2 separate regions of the Homo sapiens genome follow, and region 2 is linked to region 1. A link is a loop called in an ENCODE intact Hi-C map of the cell type or tissue named here. Cell type or tissue: left lung. All regions are shown on one strand. Links, peaks and the distances in the headings refer to the core of each region. The heading gives the core; the rest is flanking DNA. Region 1 holds the start of LOC101927608 (a long non-coding RNA gene). Region 2 holds the start of MIR26A2 (microRNA 26a-2).

The links. Peaks named below come from ENCODE experiments on the same cell type or tissue, not always from the same donor. Only the 100,000 strongest peaks of a DNase experiment are listed, where the experiment ranks them.
Region 2: it touches region 1 in a loop (3-fold over the local background); 106 of 110 quality-filtered maps call a loop at or near these places.

What each region holds. Positions count from the first base shown.
Region 1 is chr12:57,890,733-57,896,099 of GRCh38, reverse strand. It overlaps LOC283387 (a long non-coding RNA gene), which reads left to right. Exons shown (of 4, transcript NR_148947.1): 1 at 1-2,360. It overlaps LOC101927608 (a long non-coding RNA gene), which reads right to left and starts at 1,861. Exons shown (of 2, transcript NR_187681.1): 1 at 1,749-1,861; 2 at 1-448. RefSeq lists an enhancer at 2,477-2,977. In left lung, for the core only: no CTCF peak of the experiment used is centred there; a DNase peak (open chromatin) is centred at 2,219; H3K27ac peaks cover 5,000 bases.
Region 2 is chr12:57,822,032-57,827,398 of GRCh38, reverse strand. CTDSP2 (CTD small phosphatase 2) reads left to right here. Exons shown (of 8, transcript NM_005730.4): 4 at 302-403; 5 at 997-1,053; 6 at 3,080-3,172; 7 at 3,310-3,495; 8 at 3,672-5,367. The coding sequence ends at 3,797. MIR26A2 (microRNA 26a-2) reads left to right here and starts at 2,707; the gene lies at 2,707-2,790. In left lung, for the core only: no CTCF peak of the experiment used is centred there; no DNase peak of the experiment used is centred there; H3K27ac peaks cover 4,225 bases.

The DNA of each region.
Region 1 (5,367 bases), core at 155-5,154:
GAGCCCACACCCACGCTGAGTTAGCTCTGACAGCTTCTAAAGGAAAGGGAGATGCTTAGATTATCCTGAGAAACTGGAGGATCTCCTGAGTGACCTGAAAAGGTCATCTCACTCATCCGCCTGTGGCTGGAGTAAAATATACGGAGCCCATCCCAGGACTCCCAGTGGGAGAGGATGAACAATCACTTCTGAAACTAAGCTCAGGAGAAGTTGAGGAGCTTTCTCAAGGGAGAAGAGCTGCCAGGAGAAGCAAGGGTCTCTCTCAGTGCCACTTCCTTTCCATAAACCATAATGATGGGCTCTGAAATTGTCCAAGGAAGGAAACCCATGGCTTCTCAGAGCAACCAGTACCAGGGGTTCAAGTTCGTCAGAGAGCATGTTGAAGTTCTATTTTATTTTCCTCCATTGGTCACCTGCTGGGGATGAGGCATAGGCCTAGTGTTGTCACCTGGAGGAAAGACATGATGCAATTAACAAAGCTGCTAATGCCTCCTCTCACCCTGACCTCTGCTCTTAGCCTCTGTACCAGCCCACCCTCTGCATCCTGCACAGCCAGCTGGGCCCTGAGAGGTCCTCCTGGCCCTCCTCCCACCCGTCCTTTGCCTGTCAGATGGAGGGTCTTTATGCTGAGATCACTGGAGAAACAGAGCTTCAGTGCACTCTGTCACACCAGCAATGAGAAAACCTTTCTAAAGGGGAAAGCTCACAGTAGGCAGATTCCTGATTATTCCATAAATCCTGGAGAAGAAAAATATAGGTTAACATAAGGATTCAAGAGGATGACACTCTGTGTGTTCAGGCATAAGCTAAATTCACTCATTCCGTTATTTAGTGATTTTGTTATTTAGGGTGTGCCTGGCACTGAGCTAGGCGCCGGGGCTACCACATGAATAAGACAGAGATGGCCCCTCCCTGAACCCTGCCGCATGCCCTTCCACTCTGCCTCCCAGGACAGGAGGCTATGATACACTTTCCTCTCCTGCACCAGCATATGTCTGTCTCCTTCCCAGCCCACCCCTAGCAGGTGTTGTCCCCAGCCCCAGCTGCTTATGTCTCGTGTGTTCTGCCAAGAGCTGCTTCTGTCAGAAGGCACTAACTCTCTGGTGATTGGGTGGTGGATAGAAGAGGTAACCTAAAGGCCTGTCCAGAAAATGAGATCAAAGTTGGCAGCCTCCTGGGCCCCTCCCAAAAAAGGATATAGCCACCACCATTTATAATTAATTCAGGCCCCACTTCACTCTGTCCCACCTGCTTTCTGTCTCTCTCTCTCTCTTTTTTTTTTTAAGATCTTTTTCTGATATGCCTGGTTGCCCCAATGCAAGTCTCCTCTTTCTGAAGCTTCCTGTGCCACCAGGGGCCTGTCCACCTCAGAGACCTCTCAGGTGCAGCTCAGCTGCATCCACAGGGGGTCCTGAGTCCCTAGGCCCTGCACAGATGTCTACCCAGGTTCTCTTGGTCTCTTCCATAGCTATGAGGCCTCCTCATTGAGGGTGCCCAAACACCACCCTTAATCACAAGTTTGCCAGCCTCCACCTTCTAACCCTCCTAGACCACATCAGCCCCTGCCTTATTCCAGTATTTTCCTGATTTCGCCTATTTCCAGCTTCCCTCAGCCATTCACAAGCACAGCCTGATGCTGTGCATAGGAAGACCTGGCAGTAAGCCTATGGTGAACAAATATTTTTAATGAACAAACAGAAATTATGGCCCCAAACTGAAAACACCCTGGAAGCCACAAACTCTGTTACCTTCAAAAGAAGCCAGATCTGGACCGCTGAGGTTTTTAAAAAATGCAATGAGCGAATTAGTGAAATCAGTTCATCACGGACACTGTGTCTTTCAGGAAATGAAGCCTCCGAAGAAAAAAGGGATCCTAGCCCCTGCCAAATTCCATTCTGTTTCAAATTAGCCTTCCAGTAAAATGAGGGGGCTGTCCTAACTGGTCTTTAAGGTCCTCCTAGTACCAGAGCTCTGAGGCTCTGTATTTCCCCTGAACAACCTCTTGGAACTCTCCACATTCTCATAACAGAAGAAAATGCATTTGTGCTCTGGGCTGAAGCTCAGAAGTGGGCTTTCACGACAGTCATTTCAGGCCTGTTTCCCTTTTTCTCCCTTCCCTGAAAGGGCCTCTGGTCTTTCCCAAGCTGCCTGAGTAGAAGGAAACACACAGCTCCCCCAGAGCAGAGAGGCCCGCGAGAGGGAAAGCTGGCCCAGGCCCAGGGCAGGCTCGCCTCTGACTCTGCAGGGACATTATTCCCTCCCAGCCAGCAGGGAACTTCTGGAACTTCTAAACAGCACATCCTCGAGCCAGCCCAGGCCCCCACAGCATCCTGCACCCCAGGTTTACAAGCTTTTTAATGGTAAGTAACACATTTGGCAAACCTCCTCAAGTGTGAGCCAAGCCAGGCCTTTTTCCCCAAGTCCCAAGTAACAAAGGGATGCTGGGCTGGGCCAAAAACAGGATCTATCTAGCCAGATGAGCCTAGAGCCTTGGTTCTCGGGGCCAAGGCTGGACAGGACCAGAGGGAAATGTCCTCGGCCAGCCTCACTCTGGTCTCCGTCACCATGCAGGCTGGTCCAGAGATTTCAGGATGCATCACTGATTCCAGGCAGGGCTCCATCCCCGGCCCACACTCAGCCCAGGACCTGGCCAGAGAATCACCAAGCATTCCCGGCAACACGATGCACGGCCCATTTTCCATGCCAGGCTCTTCCAGGGTCTCTGGGTGGGAGCAGCCCGGCCTTCTCACTGGGTTCCTGCTATGTCTGGGGGGTACAAAAAGCTTATGTTGGCCAGGCGCAGTGGCTCATGCCTGTAATGCCAGCACTTTGGGAAGCCAAGGCAGGCAGATCAATTGAGGACAGGAGTTCAAGACCAGCATGGCCAACATGGTGAAATCCTGTCTCTACTGAAAATACAAAAATTAGCCAGGCATGGTGGCACATCCTATAGTCCCAGCTACTCAGGAGGCTGAAGCAGGAGAATCACTTGAACCTGGGAGGCAGAGGTTGCAGTGAGCCAAGATTGCGCCCCTGCACTCCAGCCTGGGCGACAGAGCGAAAACCTGTCTTAAAAATAAATGAATAAATAAATAAAGGTATATGTCTCCATCAGAGATAGTCAACTGCCATATATCTCTGCTTTCAGATGATTTTAAAGAGAAGGTGTTTTGAAAGCTCGAGACATGTTCTGGGCTTGGCTTTGGCTCTACCTCCATCTCTGTTTTGAGAAACACAGTCCTCTTCTCTGTGTATCTGGAAATCTTGGAGGCACTGAGCTGTGTTGCAGGGACTTCCTCATTACCCAGGCTGTGCCTTGTCCAAGTGTTGCCAAAGGTCTCCAAGAAGAGAAATCCATCCACTCCTTCCTTCAGGCTGTCTAACTGGCGTGCCTGCCCTGTCATATCCAAGCAGTGACCCCAGCCCCATTCCCCTAAGAGTAGGGACTCCATCATTGTGTCCCCGCAAGCTTGCAGTTCTCTCAAATCTTGTCACAACCCCCCACCTTCTGGGTGCCAAGATGCTCAGACGGTTTGTGATTCCTCTGATGACCTCTGGCTGGGATTCCCTGCTTCCCACCTCTCACCCTCTATCTGCACCTCAACTCCCACAGCTGCTCTCCTCTCCCACCCGCTCTTTATCACCCTTTGCTTAGCCCCGTCCCTGCATTGCCCCAGCCACGCCCAACTCACACGGCAGCAGACTTTTACTCAAGGTTAGGGGTCATAGAGAGGAAATGACAGTAAGCAAATGAGAATCTACGAATAGACATTACCCTGAAAGTTCACCAACCATCTCCCACCTCAGAAAACTTCTCACTGTTCCCTAAGTCCCAACTTAAACCATCTTCTCTCCAGCCTTCCCCTTCTCTTCTAGACCCTTCTACCCAAATTCCAAGTTCCTGGGGATTCATCTTGCAAAACAATTTGTCTTGCCTTCCGCATGCCCAGAAAGTCTCATTGTTCTCACCAGAGCGCTTCCCTATCAGGGTTCATCATAGCATAATCCTCAAAACAGAGGCATCTACCTCCAGGATAGATGCCAGCCCGCCCCTGGAATGATAAAGCACAGCATTTTGTTTTCTATGTAACACTTTCTTCCTATCCACCCGCCACCACCGCCCCCTTACATCTGGTACCCCTGACAGTCAAGAAATCCACCCCAAAATGTTCCTGTTTTCTTTTTCCTTTTTGCTCTTTCTTTCCTTTTTCTTTTCTTTACTCCTCTATAGGCATGGCACATCACTGATCAGCATTCCTGCTGCAGTCGAAATGGTGATCTAATTAAAAATAAGTCAGCATGAATCAGATACAAAAGCACAAAATATTGTATGCTTCCCCTTACATAAGGTACCTAGAGTAGCCAAATTCCCAGAGACAGAAAGTAGAATAGTGGTTACCAGGAGCTGGGGAGAGGGGAGAAAGGGGAGTTATTGTTTAGTGGGTGTGGAGTTTCAGTTTGGGAAGATAAAAAAGATGGAAAATGATCATGGTTGCACAATAGTGTGAATGTACTTCATGTCACTAAACTGTACACTTAAAAATGGTTAAAATGGTACATTTTATTTTATTATTTTTATTTATTTATTTATTTACTGAGACGGAGTCTCGCTCTGTCACCCAGGCTGGGGTGTAGTGGGGCCATCTCGGCTCCCTGCAACTTCTGCTTCCTGGGTTCAGGTGATTCTCCTGCCTCAGTCTCCCAAGTAGCTGGGACTACAGGCACCCACCACCACGCCCGGCTAATTTTTGTATTTTTAGTAGAGATGAGGTTTCACCATGTTGGCAGGCTGGTCTCGAACTCCTGACCTCAGGTGATGCGCCCACCTTGGCCTCCCAAAGTGCTGGGATTACAGGCGTGAGCCACCATGTCCAGCCAAAATGGTACATTTTCCATTATGTATACCTTACCACAATACAAACAATAATGTCAATAACATTCATTCTGACCTCAAGAGAGACCTGCCGTTAATTCCACAAATAAGGGCTTTTCCCTCAGCAACTTTGGATCATATCACTTCTGTGAACTCCTGTGCAGAGAGGCTGTGCCCAGGAGATCAGCCTCACCTGCCTCAGGCTTGGTGGTCAATCTTTCTGCTGACCCCACCCATGTGGCTGTAGACTTTATGCTCCCTTCCAAACTGATGGAAAACAGAAGAAGCACACAGCAGCTGCCACTGGAATAGGAGCCTTCAGACGTTGGTTTTAAGCCTAGTTCAGCTGTTAACTAGCTATGCGGCCTTGAACAAGTTATTTAATCTCTCTTTCAATATCCTTATAAAGAAAATGGAGAGGATAATAGCCGGTCCCCAGTGAAATAATGGATGCGAACAAACACACTTTGAGAAGTGTGTGCAAGCTGGTTTCA
Region 2 (5,367 bases), core at 218-5,217, 69 kb after region 1:
CTATGTGCAAGGCATTAGATTTTAGGGGACAGCTGGTGCTCCATGCCCTCTTCCCACAGCTGCTGTCCATCCCACACCTGCCCTGGCCACCACCTCCAATGTCCAGATCACTTAATAGTCCCACTGGGAGGCTGAAACCAAGGAAACAACTCCACCTCCTTTCTTCCTGGCCTTTAAGTGGTGCCTATCCTGGGTTGGTGATTGTGTCTCCACAAACAACCCAGCTCTTCCCATAATTATGCCAAGGGGTACAATTGGGCTTTCTTGGTAGGCAGATCTCAGCAACCTGGCTTGGTTTTAGATCCCAGGGACCTGCCTGCTCCCAGAGGTGACAGAGGAAGATCAAGGAAGGATCTGTGTGGTCATTGACCTCGATGAAACCCTTGTGCATAGCTCCTTTAAGGTAACTCAATGTCTGGAACCCTTCCTACCTTTATCTTGGGCCTTCTTGTGAATCTGGCAACAGATGTGTAAGGCAGCCTAAAGGTGAGGAAAGAAGAGTGATTAGAAGGGAAAAGGCCAGGCCTCTGGCATTTTGGCCACCCTGTGTCACAGGTATCTAGAGGCCCCACTGAAGAATGTTGAGTAGGAACCCTGTGTGTTCCACCAGGGCTGCTATCTCCAGTCACTCCCAACAGGCTGCATCTGCCCCCGAGCCACATAGCACAGAAAGCCAGCCACGAGGGCTCTGTACAGGGCAGGCCTAAAAGAGTGGTTGGATCACCTTTGGCCCTTGCCCCTGCTTGTCTCCTCAGGAAACTCAGGCCCCAAAACTCTCAGCCCAGGTAGAATTTGTCAGAGTGGAGGTGCTAAGGAGTAGGGAAAACCAGAATGGGGTATCACATCTTGAACTAGGGTGAGAACCCCTTAATGAGGTGGCCAGAGGCACTTCCAGGAGTCTTTAAGACCTGTTTCTCCCCACCCACCTAGGGGTATGGTGGGGGCCTCATGTTTCTTTGCCACCATGCTGACAGCATTAACTTTTCTGCCTTCCAGCCAATCAACAATGCTGACTTCATAGTGCCTATAGAGATTGAGGGGACCACTCACCAGGTGAGCTGCCAGCCAGACCACACCCAGCCCAGAGGGTGGGGGGTCTGCCTTCTGCCTCACCTGTACTGGGGTCCTCCACCCATCTCAGGGCTTGGGTTCTGTCAGTTGATCCCTTTTCTATAACTCCAGCCTCCCCTTTTTATTGGTATCTTTCACTCAAGGCTTTCTCACCTTAAAAAAAGAGTTTCAGCCCCATATCCCACCCAGCTGTCTCCCTTGTTTTCTCTTTGCAACCAAGCTGTTTAAAAGAATAGTTTACATTTTATTTAATAATAATAATAGCTATCGTTTGTTAACCACCATCCCCTCACGTGGCCAGCACTGTTAAATGATTTATTACATTTCTCTGTTCCTTAAGAAAGGTATCTATACCTGTTAAGATACCTTAACCAGGTATCTCTTTGCCTGTAACAGGCAGGGAAATCAGTAGTAACCATTTTCTCTGCCCGGAATGCCCTCTTGCCCATGCTCCCCCTGCCACCCCCACTGTGAATAGCTAGTGACTTTCTTCCTCCCCAGCCCAGACATCTCCTCCTCTGTGAAGCCTTCTCTGACTGCCTTCCCTGGGGCCCTCCATTGGATTCTGCCTGAGGAAGTGCTCAGTGTGTGTCTGTCAATGTAAAGAGCACTCAAATCTAAACAGACCAGGCTCCAGCCTGCAGCCCAGGCAGTCCCAGGTTAAGGATCATGTGACACTGCTAGTGAAAGACCATTTACTCAGCTTGCTTGCCCAGAAGGCCTGCCATGCCCAGCGCCAGGCCCCGGTCAGGACTAGGCTTGGTCCAGCAGCCCTTTGACAGTCTAGCTGAGGGTATAGGGATGTGCTAAACCCTTGTAGAAAAGATGAAGGCATATTTTCAAACAGATATACACTGTGAACTCCTGGCTAACAAGGAAGGGTATGAATAATTTTTAAAAGGATGAGATTAAAATGAGGGAGCACTACCTGCCCAAGGTGGGTGAAAGGATGCCAGACTTGATGAAAGCTGGGATGAGGAAGGGGCTTGTTGGAGGTCGAAGGAATGGCAGGCTAACAGAAGTTAAGTTGTGGCTGCCTAGAACAGAGGGTTCCTGCAGAGCTCTGAGTGGTCTGGTGAGTTGGTGGCCAGTTCAGGCCTACTCTAGGAGGGAGAGTCACAGCAGGCCGACTCTCTTTGAGCTCGGGAGTAATGCAGGTAAAGGAGCTTTGGGAGTCAGGTGCCGTGGCTTACACCTGTCATCCCAACACTCTGGGAGGCCAAGGCAGGAGGAATGCCTGAGCCCACAAGTTCACAACCAGCCTGGCCTCACATAGCAAGACCCCATCTCTAAAAAAAATAAGTAAATAAAGAAAAGAAAAAGGACCTTTTTGGAAATGGTTCTAGTAGCAGCTGTGTAGGCTAGAGTCATGGAAGCAATAGAATGCAGACCGATGGGGGGTCAGGTGGCCAAAGGACTTCCCAAAATGTGCAAGATCGTAAGGGTGGACAAAGGTGTTAGTGGTGGCTGGCAGAAGCAAGCACAAGATCGGGTGCAGAGCAAGACTCGGCAGGGTGTCTGTCTAGTCTATGGTCATTGAGGGGAAAAAGTCACTTCTCCCTGGTGCAATTCATTACCTAATCATGACCTGGACAGACTGTCCTGTCGGAGCCAAGGACAGAAAGCTCCCATAGAGGCTGTGGCTGGATTCAAGTAATCCAGGATAGGCTGTTTCCATCTGTGAGGCCTATTCTTGATTACTTGTTTCTGGAGGCAGCTGATGGTCCGCCGCCGGAAACAGAGATGGCTCCTGGGACATGGTGTGTGCGCTTCTTCCTGAGCCAGGTTGAGGTTGGGACCACTGATCCATTGGAAGCCTGGTGAGGGGTACAGCCAGTTCTCCGGGTCTGTGGGGTCTCAGGGGGCCGCAGGCTTCCAGCCAGGTAGCCCAGGAGGCTGGGCTGCAGGGGTTGAGAGCTCCTTGCTGCTGTGTAACTGGTGAAGGTACCCAGTACTGCAAACCTTCATCACAGGGATGCCTCCAACAGGCTGCTCTGCTCTTCCTCAGGTGTATGTGCTCAAGAGGCCTTATGTGGATGAGTTCCTGAGACGCATGGGGGAACTCTTTGAATGTGTTCTCTTCACTGCCAGCCTGGCCAAGGTACCTAGGGGTGAGAGGGAAGAACCAGGAGTGGGTGTGGTGGCCACGGGGGTGGTCCAGCAGCTCCCTTTTGGTCCCTAGGGTTATACAGGAGGACCAGGAGTGTATCCAAACTAAGGCATCTTCTCTCCTCCTAGTATGCCGACCCTGTGACAGACCTGCTGGACCGGTGTGGGGTGTTCCGGGCCCGCCTATTCCGTGAGTCTTGCGTGTTCCACCAGGGCTGCTACGTCAAGGACCTCAGCCGCCTGGGGAGGGACCTGAGAAAGACCCTCATCCTGGACAACTCGCCTGCTTCTTACATATTCCACCCCGAGAATGCAGTGAGTGCTCCTGATGCGTCTCCACGGTAGGGATTGGGAGAGGAAGCAGACTGGAACTGTGGGCTCCACCAGAGAAGTACACCCCTCCAGGAAGACCCAGCCACCCTCTAGGGCTCTGGGGCGAGGGAGGGGGAAGCAGCAGTCGGGAGATTGACACCACATCTTCCCCCCACCAGGTGCCTGTGCAGTCCTGGTTTGATGACATGGCAGACACTGAGTTGCTGAACCTGATCCCAATCTTTGAGGAGCTGAGCGGAGCAGAGGACGTCTACACCAGCCTTGGGCAGCTGCGGGCCCCTTAGCCTGCCCTGCTTCCAAGCGACGGCCATCCCAGTAGGGGACTTTCCCACACTGTGCCTTTACGATCAGCGTGACAGAGTAGAAGCTGGAGTGCCTCACCACACGGCCCGGAAACAGCGGGAAGTAACTGGAAAGAGCTTTAGGACAGCTTAGATGCCGAGTGGGCGAATGCCAGACCAATGATACCCAGAGCTACCTGCCGCCAACTTGTTGAGATGTGTGTTTGACTGTGAGAGAGTGTGTGTTTGTGTGTGTGTTTTGCCATGAACTGTGGCCCCAGTGTATAGTGTTTCAGTGGGGGAGAAGCTGAAAGACCAAGACTCTTCCCAAGTTAGCTTGTCTCCTCTCCTGTCACCCTAAGAGCCACTGAGTTGTGTAGGGATGAAGACTATTGAAGACTCCATTGCCAAACCATGGCCTTTCCTCAGTGTTGTAAGGCCTATGCCAAGGATAAAGGAAGGGTATGCCTTTGGGTACTCCAGGCACACACCTTTCTGAAATCCTTCTCCAGCCAGCTGCTGCAGACAAAAGATCACATTTCTGGGAAGATGAGAACTTGTTTCCAGACCAGCATCCAGTGGCCATCAGGTCTTGTGGCCCAAAGGCTATGCTTGCCTCCGGCTGAGTGCCTGGGATAGGCCTTTTCTATGTCTCCCCAAGGCTGGGGTGCTGAGCCTGCCTTCCTCACCACCTAGCCATAGTCTCAAACCTGTGGGGAAGGAGGTTTTCTCCCTGCCCGGGAAGAGGACAGATAACTGATTTCCGTTCTTTTGACTGTGTTTTAAAATTCTCTTTCTAAACACAGAGTGTTGGGCCTGGTTTGTTTCTGACAAAGTTACAGTCCTGGGCCTGTAATGAATGTCGGCGGCGCTGGGGTTGCAGGGAAAAGACAAATCCTCAAAGCGTGGACGTGTGTCCCCATGGCTTGTGGATCAGCTAAGCTCGGGATCATTTCCATAAGTCTGCTTTTCAGGGATTCTCTGCTGGTGCTGGTGCAAGGACTTCTGTTCCAAAGGCTGGGAAAAACTAAGCTGTCCCAGCCCCTCCCATTTCTTGGGCAGGGCTCTTTTCCTGTTGTGTCTTCCCCCAGGGCCTGTCCTGTACCGAGCTCTGTCTGTTCCAGCCTTCATCCTTCCTGGCTGTTGCTTTTCCTCTTAAGGGCCTCAGAACTCTTGCTCTTCCTGGGCTGAGGGGGAATGAGTGTTCTTGCCATTTGCCAGCCTAATGCGCATGCTTTCTGCCTCTGGTAACAGGAGTGAGTGAGCCCCTCAGACCTGCACTCTGGGTGTCTCCTGCTTTCAAAGGTTCTTAATAGTGAATGCTTTAAAATTAAAGTCATCACGAAATGGAAGTTTTCCCAGGGTGGAAAATAAGAGGAAGTGCTGCTGTAATTGGGAGCACAAGGGGCCTCCCAAAAAGGAGCCCCACCTCAGCATCACTGCCTTAATCGTGGCCTCCCTGGGGTGGGTGGGGTTCTCTCCTCCCTCCCTCCCTCCTCCTGGGGTGGGAGGGCGCTCCTGTTCCCATCTCTGTGTTCCCTGGAGGCAGGTATCACAAAGCATTTGTGAATTG